Regions from separate parts of the Mus musculus genome. Here region 2 is linked to region 1. A link is a loop called in an ENCODE intact Hi-C map of the cell type or tissue named here. Cell type or tissue: gastrocnemius. All regions are shown on one strand. Links, peaks and the distances in the headings refer to the core of each region. The heading gives the core; the rest is flanking DNA.

The links. Peaks named below come from ENCODE experiments on the same cell type or tissue, not always from the same donor. Only the 100,000 strongest peaks of a DNase experiment are listed, where the experiment ranks them.
Region 2: a loop joins it to region 1, with 2.2 times the contacts of the local background. A loop is called at or near these places in 2 of 42 quality-filtered maps.

The regions. Positions count from the first base shown.
Region 1 is chr13:100,831,987-100,834,899 of GRCm38, forward strand. Slc30a5 (solute carrier family 30 (zinc transporter), member 5) reads right to left here and starts at 1,441. Exons shown (of 16, transcript NM_022885.2): 1 at 1,115-1,441. The coding sequence starts at 1,191. In gastrocnemius, for the core only: a CTCF peak has its summit at 1,606; a DNase peak (open chromatin) is centred at 1,498; H3K4me3 peaks cover 1,729 bases; H3K27ac peaks cover 1,581 bases.
Region 2 is chr13:100,682,910-100,685,822 of GRCm38, forward strand. It overlaps Ccdc125 (coiled-coil domain containing 125), which reads left to right. Exons shown (of 12, transcript NM_183115.5): 6 at 1,377-1,462. Among named protein-coding and RNA genes, the nearest start is that of Ccdc125, 15 kb to the left of the region's middle. In gastrocnemius, for the core only: a CTCF peak has its summit at 1,625 (motif pointing right); no DNase peak of the experiment used is centred there.

The DNA of each region.
Region 1 (2,913 bases), core at 168-2,667:
AGAAGGGCAACTCTGCCAAGCAAATAATACAGGTAAGTTGGCAAAGGATGTTTACCACGTTTAAACTATTTATACTCTCACTCTCCCCCCCCCCCCATCCTTGAACTGTTTGAGAGTAAATGAAGTATATCACATTTTACCCTTGTATTTCCTAAAAATATGGCAACTCTGCTATGAAATCTGGAGTTATCAACAGGAAATTTAACAAAGATCTGATACTTTAATCTGTCTCCATAGTCCAATTTTGTGACCTGACCTAGTCTTGTCCCTTCTATTACTTCCCTTTATTACCAAACCATAGCACTAGCCCCTTCTGCATCTAGCTGTTTTATGGTCACTGGTTGACACGTGACATGCTATAAATGAATTGCTGAAAATAGACAGAAAACCAAATGCATTCTGCAAATCCCGCAGTTGGTTTAAATTCTACTCGGCATATGGGTTCCACCCCCACCCCCCCAGACAAAAGTTAGCTGGTATCGCTGTAACCACGGTCTAAGAACCTTTTCAAAAACAATCACGAAATCTCATCGTACATACTGCTAACCAGTTTGAACGAAATTGTTGGGCTTTATTTAACACCACCTCAGAACTTAGGACAGGACCTAAGGGCACAACTGGCTAGAGGCTTTAGGAAAAGGAAAATAATTTAGGCTGGAGGAAAAGTAAAGAATTTCCACGCTACGAATCCCCGTACGGCATGAGTTTTGGGGGAGAGGGGGAACGTACATTTCGTACTATTAGAATAAGCCCCCACCTCTCCCCACAAAACCACGGCAACGAAAACTCGATGACAGGGTTGCATTTTTGCTGTGCTGTATACCCAAGTTCATCGGCTTGTACTTTGGTTTCTTCGCCTGAGACGGTGACACCTTGCGCATATCCTCTGGGCGAGCCGTGGGACAGGCTACGGAGCCCTGCGTTACTTAAGTGGCAGGGAGGGACATTCAGATCCTCTCTCTCTAGGGACTGGAACCTGGCAGGCAGTGCGTCCCGAGCCCAGACTCCCGCCCGCTCGCCGATCTCAAGCCACGGACCGCAGAGGTAGCCCGCGGGGTCCGAGCAAGGCGGGAAGCTTGTCCGCACCGCCGGCGGCCGTGGAATCCCACCTTACCGGGCGCTGGGCACGTCCACCGGCCCGAGGCCACCGCCGGGCCCGGGCCGCGCGTCCCCGCCGTACTTCTCCTCCATGCAGGCTCAGGAGCCGCTGCCCGCGCCGCGGGCTCTCCTCATGGCTCGCCGCCGCTGCGGAAGCGCGGGCGCAGGCGCGTCACTCCCCCATGTCAGCAGCGTCCTCGCAAGCTCGGCAGTCTCCGCCGCTAGCCCGGGCTCGGCAAGCAGGCACACGCACGCTGGGCGGGACTAGGCCGCGGGCTGTTCCGGCAGCGCCGTTCCCCGGAGGCCGTACGGGCAGGAACGTTACCGGGCCACGTCATCCGCCCCGGCAGCCCTCACTCCCGGGGGAGTGACCAATCCTGCGCCTGCGCGCTGGTGGACACGTGGCTTCGCTTCACTCAGGCTCCTCCCACCGCTGGGAAGGCTCCGCTCGACCCGCCCCCTCCTCGCGTCTTCAAGAGAAGCCCCTAAGAGGTCCCTGCAGCGCCACCTAAGGTCCATCTTGGCTACAGCGTGTTCTCCTCGCTCGAGGGATGGATGGATGGTCCCCTAGAAAATGCATATTTGTGTTAACAAACAGAGCTTAGCCCTTTGCTTCAGGGTTCTTCTTTCTTAAACGGCTTCACTTTGTAGCCCAGATAGACCTAGAACTCAGCATGTAGCCCAGGCTAGCCTCATAAACCTGGATGATGAATTTCAGGCGTGAGCCACATATAGGCGTTGCTAACTCAAGTGCATTAACGGTTTTTTTTTGTTTTTTTTTTTTTTTTTTTTCTAATGAGAAAGCTAAAAGTTTTTTGAAGTGCCTGTGACTCCCACAAAGAGATTATTATTTTTGGATTTCTGATGATACGATAACGCAGAGTGGGAGGCTAAAACAATGGAGAAAGGCAACTGCTTGTGGATTTAATTGTTGGGCAGGAGTACAGGCTAACCTGCTCAAGTGTGTGAGAGGGAACACAGAAGGAAGGGGCTACAGGTGTGCTATTGTAAACAATTTTATTCCCTTTCTAAAAATATTGATTTTCTTCAATCCTGTCTTTGAAATGATATTACTTAGTGTAGACATATCTATATAAAAGCTATTTTTTTACAGGTACCTGGGTCTCTATTGGTCTGAGTCTCAATAATTGTGGACATCTTGGTCAGCATGGTGGCGCATGCTTCTAATCCCAATTATAGCCAGAGGCAGTTTGAAGCCAGCCTGGTCTACATACTGAATTCTAAGCTAGCCAGGACTACAAGGTGAGATCCTGTCTCAAAAGGAACAAGAAAAGAAATAAACAATTGTAGTCACTTGACCTATCTGTTGTTTAGTTTTCCTCCCGTTCGTCGTTTGTTGTTGTTATATAGAGGCAAGGTCTTATGTAGCCTAGGCTGGCTTCCAACTTGATATATAGCTAAGGACGGACTGGAACTCTGGTCTCCCTGCTTCTGTCTTCCAAGTGCTGGCATTATAGGCACACACCCCCTTTCCGGAAAGTAGGAATAGTAATATCTATATTATAAAGCTGTTCAGAGGGAATGTGAGTGGCATTTAGTATTACTCAGTAAGTGTTAGCTATTATTACTGAGGGAGGTTTGGACTGGTGATTTGAAGGAGAAAGTGGGGTTTCCAGAAGGACAAATCATAATTAGTTGATACTATTCTACTGAATTTGAACACACACAAAGAGTCCAAGTGACATGTATGTGAGCAAGCTAGCAAAGGCTTTACCTTTAATCTGTGGTAGAGAGTAGTTAGCAAGCTGAGAGCAAGACTCAGCTGACAGTGTAACATGTTAAAGTCTGGAGGTT
Region 2 (2,913 bases), core at 158-2,657, 150 kb before region 1:
CACGACCATGATGTGTGTGTTGTTCCTGGTACTCTCATAAGGAGTACTTGAGTCTTTGATAGCTTTCCCTTGGGGCACTTACATTTTAAAATAGATTGTTACATGGGTAAAGTATGGTTTATTTCCCTTTTCTGGTAGTAGAAGGTCAACCAACTTGGCACTTCTCATTTTTCTTCTCTTTTTCTTCCTGTGCCTCAGGCAGAGTAAGCATGTTTCTGAACATCTCACTGTATATGAGATTAAGCATTGTAAATCTCTCTCTCACTCTCTCTCTCTCTCTCTCTCTCTCTCTCTTAAAAATTTTATTTATTATGTATACTGTGTTCTGCCTGCATGGCCAGAAGAGGACACCAGATCTCATTACAGATGGTTGTGAGCCACCATGTGATTACTGGGAATTGAACTCAGGACCTCTGGAAGAGCAGCCAGTACTCTTAACCTCTAAGCCATCTCTCCAGCTCTAATGTCTCTTTCCTATGTCAATTTTATCATCCTTTGATGGAGCCCTTTCGGCAAAGACTCACAAGTGTAAATTTAGTTTTTGGTCTCTATATATGAGCAGAGGTGGGGACTAAGAAGTCTGGGCTCAGTACAACGTTTTTATTTTTGTTTTTTTAAAGATTTTTTTATTTATGTATTTTATGTATATGGATATTTTGTCTACATGTACAACTGCACACCAGAAGAGCACATTGTATCTCCTGGGATTACAATTATAGATGGTTGTGAGCACCGGGTGGGTGCTGTTTGAACTTAGGACCTCTGGAAGAGCAGTCACTGCTCTTAACTGCTGAGCCATCTCTCCAGCCCCTTTTTTTGGTTTTTATTTGTTGGTTTGTTTTTGGGAAAGGGTTTCTTTGTATAGCCTTGGCTGTACTGGAACTTGCTCTGTAGACCAGGCTGGCCTTGAACTCAGAGCCACCTGCCTCTGCATCCTGAGCACAGGGATTAAAGGTGTGCGCCACCACCACCCAGCAGCACAGCCACTTTTGAACCCAAACAGTTTAAAATTTCTTTTCTGTATTCAGTGAGCTTTGGCAAAGTGTTTCTAGTGCTCAAGTCCATTCAGTGTACAATTGCCATAGACTCTTCTGAGCAGCCTTTTGCTTTGTTTGTTTGTGTTTCCAGACAGGGTTTCTCTGTATAGCCCTGGCTGTCCTGGAACTCACTCTGTAGACCAGGCTGGCCTGGAACTCACCTCCCGAGTGCTGGGCTTAAAGGCGTGCGCCACCACGCCCGGCTTTTTTTGCTCTTTTAGCTGTTGCATGATTAAATGACTTACTTCACTCTTCAGTGTCTCTAAATGATTAATACCGATAACTTTTCATGAAATGCCCCCCTTTTAAAATTTGAAGGTCATGTTTCTCTTTCTATAGGAAATAAATGCCTTGCAGTGGGAAATGGAATTTGATCAGGATAGATTTAAAAATATAGAAGAATCTTGGATCCAGAAATGTGACAGGTTTGTATGTTTGTGGCACTGAGAGTTAAATGTAGGGCCTTGTGCATGTAATAGAGTTGCACTGCATCTGAGGGGCATTTATTTAAAGATTTACCGTTATTATTTTTAATTATACATGTCTAAGTGTGGATATGCATGTGTACATGAGTGCAGAGACCCACAGAGGCCAGAAGAGGGCACTGGATCCCCAGGTGCTAGAGTCACATACAAGTAGCATAACTCTCTCTGCCTGACAGAGTCAGTCCTGGGACCTGAACTCCAGACCTTTGTGTGTGCAGTGTGTGCTTCTGACCCCTGAGCCTTATCTCTGGCCCTTGGGTTTCTGGTTTTAACTAGATTTATTTCTCTTGTGAAGCTTCTGATGCTAGATAATTACGGACATTTTGTAACTAATTTCATTTTTATTCAATAGACACAGCGACCCGTTGCTTTCTGTTTTGTTTGTTTGTTTGTTTCTTTGTTTGTGGTGCTGCAGCTCAAATCCAGGGCTCAGGTTACACAAATGAACACTCCCTCACCAAGCTGCATCACTAGTGGCTCCTCCTTTGTATTTTTTTTTAAATTATGTGAGCTCTAATATAAGATTTACCATTTTAAAATATAGAGTTGGCCAGACAGTGGTAATGCGTTCCTTCAATCCCAGTACTATGGAGACAGAGGCAGGTGCATCTCTGTGAGTTCCATGCCCATGCCATCTGGGCTACACAGAGAAACCCTGTATCATTAAAAAAAAAAGTAGGAGCTGGAGAGATGGCTCAGTGGTTAAGAGCACTGACTGCTCTTCCTTCCAAAGGTCCTGAGTTCAATTCCCAACAACCACATGGTGGCTCACAACCATCTGTAATGGGGATCCGATCCCCTCTTCTGGTGTGTCTGAAGATAGCTGCAGTGTACTCACATACATGAAATAAATAAATGTCGTTTTTTTTTTAAGGTATATAGTTCAGTGATATTAAGTCCCACATAGGATTACATGCTTTTAACACCAATACTCAAGAGTCTAAGGCAGGAGGACAGCTGTGAGTTTGAGGCCAACGTGGATGGCAGTGGTGTATCGGTCCAGCCAGGGCTGCTCTGCAAGATCCGATCTCCAAAACCAAATAATATAATGACATTAAACTAGGTATGGTGGCACACACCTGTAATGACACTAAGAAGGTTGAAGCAGAGGGATTAGGTCAGCTTAGGCTATACAGCAAGACTCTGGTCCAAAGGAAACAAGCACGGAACGGTGGTACACACATGTAATCTCCTTGCTTGACTGAGGGATCACAAGTTTAAGCTCATACTCAGCCACATAGAGAGTTCAAGTTCAGCTCTAGCTACATGGGACAAACAAACAAACAAACCCACAGAGAGAAGTCCATTTTACAAGCATCACTAGCACGCATCTAGAGAGGCCCATCAAACAGCAGCTCTTCATTAGCGCCTCCCGAGACCGGGGACAACCT